Regions from separate parts of the Homo sapiens genome. Here region 2 is linked to region 1. A link is a contact called in ENCODE Hi-C or POLR2A ChIA-PET data. All regions are on one chromosome and are shown on one strand. The core of a region is the stretch at or near the end of the contact, and the rest is flanking DNA. Distances in the headings are between cores, read along the strand shown. Region 1 holds the start of LPIN3 (lipin 3). Region 2 has its middle 32 kb from the start of CHD6.

Region 1 (4,433 bases), core at 821-3,320:
TGGCTGGCCTCAGTTTCCCCTTCTGTGAACCAAGGCCTCAGTTTTTTAGACCCATCTCCCTCAGATCTAATGTCACGGGAGTCCAGAATTCTCTCCTCTCTCTGTTCCCCCCACTTCACCAATGGATGTCCCCCACATCTGCCTGCTCGGCATTTTGGGGGCCTTCTGTGAGCCCCCCACATCTGCCTGCTCAGCATTTTGGGGGCTTCCAGTGAGCCCCCCCACATCTGCCTGCTCAGCATTTTGGGGGCCTTCTGTGAGCCCGCCTCTGTCTTCACCTATCCCTTAGGCACCCCCTTTTCCCAGGACCCAGCTCTACCTCCTTGTTCTTTTCCAGACAGAGGAGAGCTCTGCTTGGCTCCCCTCTATCACCCTCCACCCACAAACTAACATGTCTAAAATCAGCCACTTCACTCCTCACACCTTCCCAGGAAGCCGAATACCCCTTAGGACTAGTCACTACCCCTCTCTCCCTCCCTAGCCCTCTGAATCTTCTCCCCCAATTTCCTGCTCATCCAGCCCCTCCTTTCTCCAGCTGTCCTAGGTTAAGACTTTATAACCAGATGCCCAGATCACGGGTGGCCACAGGACATTAGGAGAAAAGGCACCAGATTATCTGGGTGCTGATCCCCACTCCGCCATTTGCTAGCTGTGACCATGGGCAAGTGACTTCATCTCTCTGACCCTCAGTCTCAGCCTCCAAAATGGGAATAACATCAGGCACGTGTGAGTAACTAATGACTTTGTGTAAAGCCCTGGAATGCAATAAAAACCTGTATGTACACCTATCAGCAGCAGCATCATGACAGCCCCACTCATGCAGGCTGGTCCTGTGGGCACTGCAGGTCATACTCTGATGAACTGCCCCTGCCAGCAGTTGAGAGTTTGGACTTCTTTTATTTATTTATTTTTTTGAGATGGAGTCTTGCCCTGTCACCCAGACTGGAGTGCGGTGGCATGATTTTGGCTCACTGCAAGCTCCGCCTGCTGGGTTCAAGCAATTCTCCTGCCTCAGCCTCCCGAGTAGCTGGGACTACAGGCGTGTGCCACCACACCCGGCTAATTTTTTGTATTTTTAGTGGAGACGGGGTTTCACCGTGTTAGGATGGTCTCGATCTCCTGACCTCATGATCCACCCGCCTCAGTCTCCAAAGTGCTGGGATTACAGGCGTGAGCCACCGCGCCCAGCGGAGTTTGGACTTCTTAACTTGGCACTCAAGGCCATGCACAATGGTGGCACCACTATTTGCAAAACGAGCATGTGCACTCCACGTAGGCCTCACACCCCACCTTGGGGATGTTCACAGGCCTTCCAGGCTAGACTACAACTCTAGCACAGGGAAGCCAGAGCAAGCTGCCCTAGGACTAGGCTCTCAGCCCTCGGGGCTCCCAGGTTTGGGTGGATGAAGGGTGTGGCTCTCCACCGAGGACCAGAGGGAGCAGGAGAGTAAGCACTCCTAGTGCCCCAGTAGAGAGAAAGCGCCACCCCAGCCCCCAGCAGCTACAGCATCTGATCTGCCCAGTCTCAGGGCAAGCAGGGCAAGGGCCAGTCACTGTTTTGCAACTGAGGACACTGGGTACCAGAGAAAGTGGCTGTCCTCCTCAAGGTCACACAGTCAGGCTGGGGTAAAGCTGGGCCAGCCTCCCCTGGGAGGTTTCGACGTCTCCTCTCCAGACTCTACGTTCTGGGTGTCCAGGGGGCCTGCAGCCGCTGGGCCAGGGAAAAAGGGACAAAATGAGGCCAGTCCCTCCACCCCTGCGTCCCCATCTTACAGCTAGGGGTGGACCCAGGCCCGCGGACAGGAAGGAAGGAATGTAGGATGGCAGGACAGATGGGCAGGGCGGGAGGGGAGAGGGTCATCTCTTCTCCCCCCGAGTTGGGCCCTACCTGGGGAGCTGCCCACTGGAGCTCCTGGACTCAGAGCCGCCGCCTCTACCTACGTGCACAGGCTCCACAGGTGAGTGTCTTCGGCCCTCAGTCACTTGGCGCTTCCGGGTCCTCTAAGACAGGGTGAGAGCACGGCTCCACTCCTTCTACGATCCTAGTGCGGCCTCCACAGGCCCCAATCTGCCCAGGCTCCACTCCCTGGAAAGACCCCGCCCCTGCTCCGATCCCCGCCCAGGGCGCCCTTTGGCCTCGGAGGCGGGGGCGGGGCCAGACTTCATGCCCCGCCCACCAGACCCCGCCCCAAGTCCCTGTGCCACCGCCTGCCCCACCTCCAGAAAAGTGTGGATTTCGGAACGGGGCGGACCTAGCTCCTCCCAGATTTGCTTCCAGCTTGCTGTGTGATCTTGGGTGAATTCCTTCCTCAATTTGATCCCATTTCCTGTTTTGTCAAGGGGGAAAGCCGCCTTGCAGGATTTTAGAGATGACATGAAATGACTTTGCGCGGCTCCTGGCGCTCAAACGTCCCCTCCTGGGGGCAGCTTTTCCTGAACCCACCCGTATCTCCCAGACTGGACAGGCCCCTCGCGTCATCTGTTCGCATAGCCCACAGTTGTAATTTCATATTTGCTTGAATGACTACTTGATTAATGTATATCTCTTCATTTAAATTTGAACTCTGAGAGCAGGTCACGTACATCCTTACACTCCAGCGCTTATCAGTACCTCGCCTGACAAACAGCAGGCGCTCCATAAATGCCCGCACCTTCATTCCATCCCTGGGACGTTCTGGTCGAGCGGCAGCGGGCTCAATACTGACACTGGCCAGCAGGGGGCAGGCGGTGATCAGCCTTCTGGCCCAGCCGCGCTCCCTCCCTGTCTGCAGGCACTGCGGGAGGGGACAGGTGAGCCCAGGTGCGCCGAGGCACGCGGAAGGTGCATTTACTCTCGTGCCTTGGGCAAGGCCCGGGCCGGGAACGGCTTTTTCCTCTTGGATCTGTGGCTCGCGGCTTTCCTGGACCAAAGACCTTTCCGACGCCCTATGGCCCCTGCAAAGAAGCTGCCCTGAGAAGGGCCTGGAGATGAAGTAATTTGTTCTAAAAGAGAGAGGGCACCGAGGAAAGGCTTGGCGGAGCAGCAACGGCGACGAGCCAGGCTTAGAAACGACTGGGCGGTGAGGAGGAGAGGTAGCTGCCATTATTCTGACTCAGGGTGACAGAACCTGTTTGGAAGTGACTGGCCTCAGTTGTCCTCATTTTGGCAGAAGTCATTTAGTATCAGTCCTGATCCCAGGTAGTGTCTGGCTGCTATCTCAGAAGAGCCCTGTTGGGAGCAGAGCTATGTCAAGGTGGCCAGGAGGGCAGCGTCATACATACCATTTTCTGTAACATCAGGAAATCCCTGAAGGGAGCCCGAGAAGGAAGGAAGGAGAGGTCACAGGTTGGGGCTACAGATGCCGAAATCAATTTACCTCTTTGAGCCTCAATTTCATCGGCAAAGGTGGTGATAAAAGCTACCTTGCAGGATTCTATTGTGAGGATTTACAGGATGAATTAAATAAGTGGTTCTCAACCTTGACTGTGTGTTAGAATCACTGTGCCCTAGACGAATACTGATGCCCCGGATACTGGGAGTTTAAAAACCTCTCCAGTTGGTTGTAATGTACAAACAAGGCTGAGAACTGCTGATCCAAATTAAATGCAGAGCACAGCGCCAGGGCACACACTAGGCATTCAGGAATGTTTATCACATATTTATTTTTATTTAAAAAATTTTTGTGTCACACATTTTTAAAGATGGAGCACAAATTGTTTTCATTGTTCATTGTTAGAGGAAAAAAAGTTGATATAAAGGTTGTTGCAGAAATTGCATTTGCGGCTGGGGTGAGGTGGCTTACGCCTGCAATCCCAGCACTTTGGGAGGCAGAGGTGGGCGGATCGTCTGAGGTCAGGAGTTGGAGACCAGCCTGGCCAACACGGTGAAACCCCATCTCTGTTTTTTTGTTTTTGTTTTTGTTTTGAGATGAAGTCTCGCTCTGTCACTCAGGCTGGAGTGCAGTGGCACCATCTCTGCTCACTGCAAGCTCCACTTTCCGGGTTCACGCCATTCTCCTGCCTCAGCCTCCTGAGTAGCTGGGACTACAGGGGCCCATCCCCATGCCCAGCTAATTTTTTGTATTTTTAGTAGAGACAGGGTTTCACTGTGTTAGCCAGGATGGTCTCGATCTCCTGACCTCGTGATCCACCCACCTCAGCCTCCCAAAGTGTTGGGATTACAGGCGTTAGCCACTGCGCTCGGTCCCCCGTCTCTATTAAAAATACAAAAAAAAAAAAAATTAGCCAGGCATGGTGGTGCACAGCTGTAGTCTCAGCTACTCAGGAGGCTGAGGCAGGAGAATCACTTGAACCGAGGAGGTGGAGGTTGCAGTGAGCTGAGATGGCGCCTCTGTACTCCACCCTGGGTGACAGAGCAAGACATTGTCTCAAAAAAAAAAAAAAAGAAAAAGAAAAATTGCATTTCTGACAGGCTCGTTTCTGGAACTCTCAAT
Region 2 (4,675 bases), core at 1,493-3,992, 310 kb before region 1:
ATAGATTTCAGTTATTTCTCTGATAATTTCCTTCCATCGGCTCTCTCTGTTCAATGACTAACAGAAATTCTTGAGTTTGCACAGAACAACAGATAAGAAAAGAAATAACTTGCTGAAATGCTGAACTTTCCTCTGCTTATGAGATAACAAAACTGGCTGGAATCAAACGGAACCAATATGGCCAACTAGAATCTGTGCAGAACCAGTTTGCTGAATCGCAGCTTGAATTTCCGCCACATGTTTCATGCTAACTCCCCCCAAATTTGCACATGTGCTCCATGAGGTAGCATAAAAAGATAACTGCACATGCCCAAGGACTGTCCAGACCTCCCCTCTTCTTCCACCAATCACCTGCTAATCCCAGAACTCACTCCCTAAACCTTTCCTAATAAAATGACTGCTTGAAAGCCAGCGCAGAGAGACAGGTTTGAGCTGGATTCCTGTCTCCTTGTTAGTCAACTTACAATAAAAATCTTTTCTTTTCTCAAAAGCCCGGCGTCTTAGTAATGGCTTCTAGTGCATCAGGCAGAAAGCCCCTTTTGCTCTGTAATAGTTGCTTGGATAATTCGATGTTTGGGTTAGGCTTAGGTTTAAGTGTTTAGGTTGCCTGGTCATGCTTAAGAGTAAAGCATTAAAAACCCAATCAAAAGCTCTTTGCACTTGGCTTGGGCATGTGGTCTATGGGCTTCACTGTTTGGTGATCCTCCTGGATCCATTTGTGAGGTCCGCCTTCTCAGGCTGGTCATATTTCCCAGAGAAAAGTGTCTCCCACTCTCCTGCCTCAAGGGTAATAATTCTGGTTACAAGCATTCTAGCAGTTGTGAGAGAAGAGAAGAAAATGGTGGGAATCTCACAGTCAGTATGCAAATTTAAATCTGATTTCCCTACTATTATCAGGGAATATCCCAGCCCTCAATTGTACCTGGCACCCCCGATTCAGAAGCCCTCTTTTACCTCCACAAGAAAATAAACATGCAATCTTCTGCTGGGGTTGAAGAAAGGATCTAGGAATCTGCATATCAGACTTTGAACCAATCTTCCTGTTTCAGCCCCATCTGGTGCCACTAATTCCTGAGCCTTGGGGAGTTTCTGCCATGAAATCAGGTTGCTGTTTCTTGGCTTTTCTCACTGCCAGTTTAGGATTCAGCTTTCTGGGTCTGCGAAGTCAGCCACCATTCATTCATGTGCTTTCCAGCTTCTAAAATTGTATTGCTGCTTAGGGATAGGGATATGTCTGCTCTCCCACACTCTTTATCTTCGTACATTTAAACATTTTACAATTTCTTGCAGTGTTGTTTTTGTAGGGTTTTGGAAGAGAGGGTTAGTAATCAATTGCACTTGTTCAATCTGCCATCTTGAAGCAGGGGTCTTTATGCTGAAGAACAACCAGTACTAAAACATCCAGATCCAGCCTGGGTTCAGATGCTGGCTTTAGTACATGAATAGCTGTTTAACTGTGGGTAAGTTATAGAAACTCTCCATACCTTAAAGCATTCCATGAGAGTTAACTATTATTATTATTATTATTATTATTATTATTATTATTATTATTATACAGTATTTACTATGTGCCAGCACCTATAGCAAAGGCAGTGGGTCTGCCAAGATGAAAATTTCAGATGAGCTGCTGCTCTTTCCAGCCCCAAACAGGTATGACCAGTTTCCCTACTCTGGTCTATATCATGTAAATACAATATGTACCTTAAGTAAATTATCAAGCAGGTGGAAGTTCTAGCTGTGCAAATACAGCTGGTAACAATGTAAATACAGCATTTAAATGAACTAGAGGCCAGCAAGGCAGGGCAGTTGTTTTCAAATGTAGTTGAATCTCTTCTGTTGTGAGTATAACAGCCATGGGCATCATTTCCCCCAAATGACTTACTCACAGATTTATTTCTGAGCATCAAAATCATGTTGTCTATTACTTGTTTTGCAGGGCAAATGACACCATCTGGACCCTGGAAACAGCACATGTTTGGTGCAGTCACCCTCCCCCAAGCCAGCATCTTAAGCAAAGTCTCCTCCCCCTTTAAATGAGCCTCCTTCATGTTTTCCTTTCTTCTGGTCCGCTTGGTTTTCATGTTCCTCTCTCTGCTCTCTTTGTCCTGCTGAGCAGACAGCAAACCTGCAGGTTCTGTGATCCTGCTGCTCAGCTTTAAAACAAAAAACAAAAACAAAACCATGTTGCAATTTGTGAACTTTCTCTCCTGGAAGGCATGAACCATCAGCTTTCCTGAAGGTAGCTACTGCAAAGCACTGGTCTTACAGAAGAAAAGGACTGATGAGGGAAAGAGAAAGGGACACAGACAAAGGAAGGAAGGGAAGCATTCAGAAGGAGGGAGAGAGGCCAGCCGGCCCCCAGGTTGAACCACATACTCAGCCTTTAAAAAACTGGGCTTCTTTAACATGGATGCAAGTACCAGCCAAGGTAGTTCCACTGCAGATTCACCACCGAGATGAAGATGGCTAGACATTTTTCAAATGAGAGTAACTGGGCCTGTACTACAAGACGTATTCAGGCTATTAAGATCTCCATGCCCTGCCATTCCCTCTGCCTGGAATGTTCTTTCTCCAGTACTTTGTATTCTGATGGTTCTCGACCCTAGCTTCAAACCCCAAACCCCTGCTTCTAGATAACAGCCTCACAACAGATAATTCAGGGGCCCACGTATTTACAAGCCTGGGAGGTGATCCTGAAAGCTTTGCAGGTATATTCTTCTTTGGCTCCACCCACGCTCCAGTGAGCACAGCTGCATCTGCTCAGTTATGCTCTCTTCTTCCAGACACTGCCAAAAATGCTGAGATACACAAGATGCCAGGCCTTGAGAATCAATGACAGATCCACAGCTGAACTGCTTGAAGGCAGGGCTTGACCAAGTATCTAGTGTGGCAACTCTTCCAATTTTCCCACTTATAGCATGTTTTCATTTTTCAAATTTCAGAATTTATTATATCCCTCCCCTTTCTCTCTCTCTCTCTCTCTCTGTCTCTCTCTGTGTGTGTGTGTGTGTGTGTGTCTCCCCTCTCTGTCTCCCTCCTCCACCACCACCTTAAGATTCAGACATGTGCCTACTGAACACAAATCTGAATGGAAGTCTCCTCTTTGAACTAGAATTGCCCAAGACGAGGGCCCCATTTACTAGGTTAGCTTGTTCTCTGGTTTCCTTTTGGTTAAGGGTGAGTTTTCTCCCAAGAAGCCCTTATGCAAACTGATGTCTGGTTGGCAAGCTCAATACAGACATACCCAGACATGCCATACCCCCATGTGTGGGCACAGCTGATACCCACTTGATCCCAGTAAAACATTCGTAATCCCTTTCATGCTGTCATTGCTTTCGCCCAACAATTCCACCATAGAGAGTGAAGATAAGATTTTTTTTTATTGACCAGGGCCCTTGGGTGCTTCTTGAGTGTGGCTTTCAGGGACAATGACATCGCATGTTAAATAACTCTTTGCTAAAGAGCTCTGAGTACAAACAAATGTTATCCTCTAACATACCCTAAGAACAAAGTGAGTAGGTTCTATCCCTGTCCTACGCTTTGGCCTCCTGTCTGAGGATCTGTCCCCCCCACTGCATCCCCATCTCATCCATCCCCAGAATTGACTGGTTTAGTCCTGTTGGGTCCCAAGTTACTTGGGGGCAGGCAGAGCTGTCTTTGGCACAAAAGTGGAAGCAAGTCCACATGGATCATCTGGGCCCCAGCCAGTGTCTCAAGGTATAGCCACTGGATCCTTAGATTAACCACCATTTGGGTTCTTGGCTAGTTTCTTGGCTGTAGAGGAAGATTATTCTACTTGCCTTGGGCCATTTCTTCATTCCCTACTTCTGATTTTTATGGTAGGCCCAGGGTGCAAATAGCACAGTTTTCAAGCTGTTCTTTCTTTGGGGGGAATCTCTGCCTGCATTGCACATAACCTCGGGGTCCTGCTCTCCCCTGGGCAATAGCAAGCACTTAATTTATGCTGAACCCATTGGACCCTTTCCCTCTCTGGATTTTGAATCTTGAGCAGAATGATCCAGGAATGAAAGTGATGACCTTATAGTACAGCTACTCCATCCAAGCTTCCTAAAAGGACTGCTAATTCCTACTCCCTAGATCCCTGAGATGCCCTTTTTCCTCTTTCCAAAAGCTGACCTATTCAGCTTTCTTTACAATTCTGTGACTTTTCTTATAGTCTTCCAATAAATCCCTTTTTGCTTAAGTTAGCCTAAGTCTGTCTCTTAGACACCAAAGAGTACTACTGGATAGGGATGGCCCTTTCACCATCGTTCTCTGCCACCTGGGTATCCTTTCCCCAAAGCTGTTAATTTTAAAGCCAGGAAGCTCAAGATCCTCCCCCAACCCCCGCCCCCCGCCATATTCCTACAAGATCCAGGCAAACTTTGGCTTCTGATTCCTTGCACCTTCTTTCAGAAAGTGGCCATTCTCAGTTTAAATAACAAAAATCCTCCATCCGTGATCCCTTTTAAATAACACTGCATTTATGAGGCAGGGTTCAACAGAATGGAAAACAGAACCATTCAAAGTATTGAAAACAGGCAATTTAATGCTGAGATTTGGGTTTCCAAGTGACAGAAGAGCTGATAAGCCAAACTGAAGATGGTGAAGCAACTCAGAGCTTAGCAATAGCAGAAACCCCTACCAGCCCTAGGCTGTAAGGACAAAAGGAGGT

The links. Hi-C counts contacts between places; a loop is a spot of excess contacts on that map. ChIA-PET counts read pairs that join two places held with the same protein, here RNA polymerase II (POLR2A). Pooled maps may share reads with other maps.
Region 2: a map of Caco-2 shows a loop between it and region 1 (8-fold over the local background). The contact joins the enhancer-like site here to the promoter of LPIN3 in region 1. A Hi-C loop is called at or near these places in 1 of 168 maps with a recorded cell type or tissue (Caco-2) and 2 of 50 pooled maps. POLR2A ChIA-PET finds 5 or more read pairs at or near these places in 6 of 52 experiments (A673, BJ, Caco-2 and 3 more).

What each region holds. Positions count from the first base shown.
Region 1 is chr20:41,338,458-41,342,890 of GRCh38, reverse strand. It overlaps LPIN3 (lipin 3), which reads right to left and starts at 2,070. Exons shown (of 20, transcript NM_022896.3): 1 at 1,889-2,070. RefSeq lists a silencer at 2,089-2,248 and an enhancer at 2,409-2,458.
Region 2 is chr20:41,647,770-41,652,444 of GRCh38, reverse strand. No RefSeq gene overlaps it. Among named protein-coding and RNA genes, the nearest start is that of CHD6, 32 kb to the right of the region's middle. RefSeq lists an enhancer at 1,880-2,397. Within about 2 kb of position 2,742, at least 3 of the 41 ENCODE cell types and tissues checked have a DNase peak (open chromatin) inside an H3K27ac peak, as active enhancers do.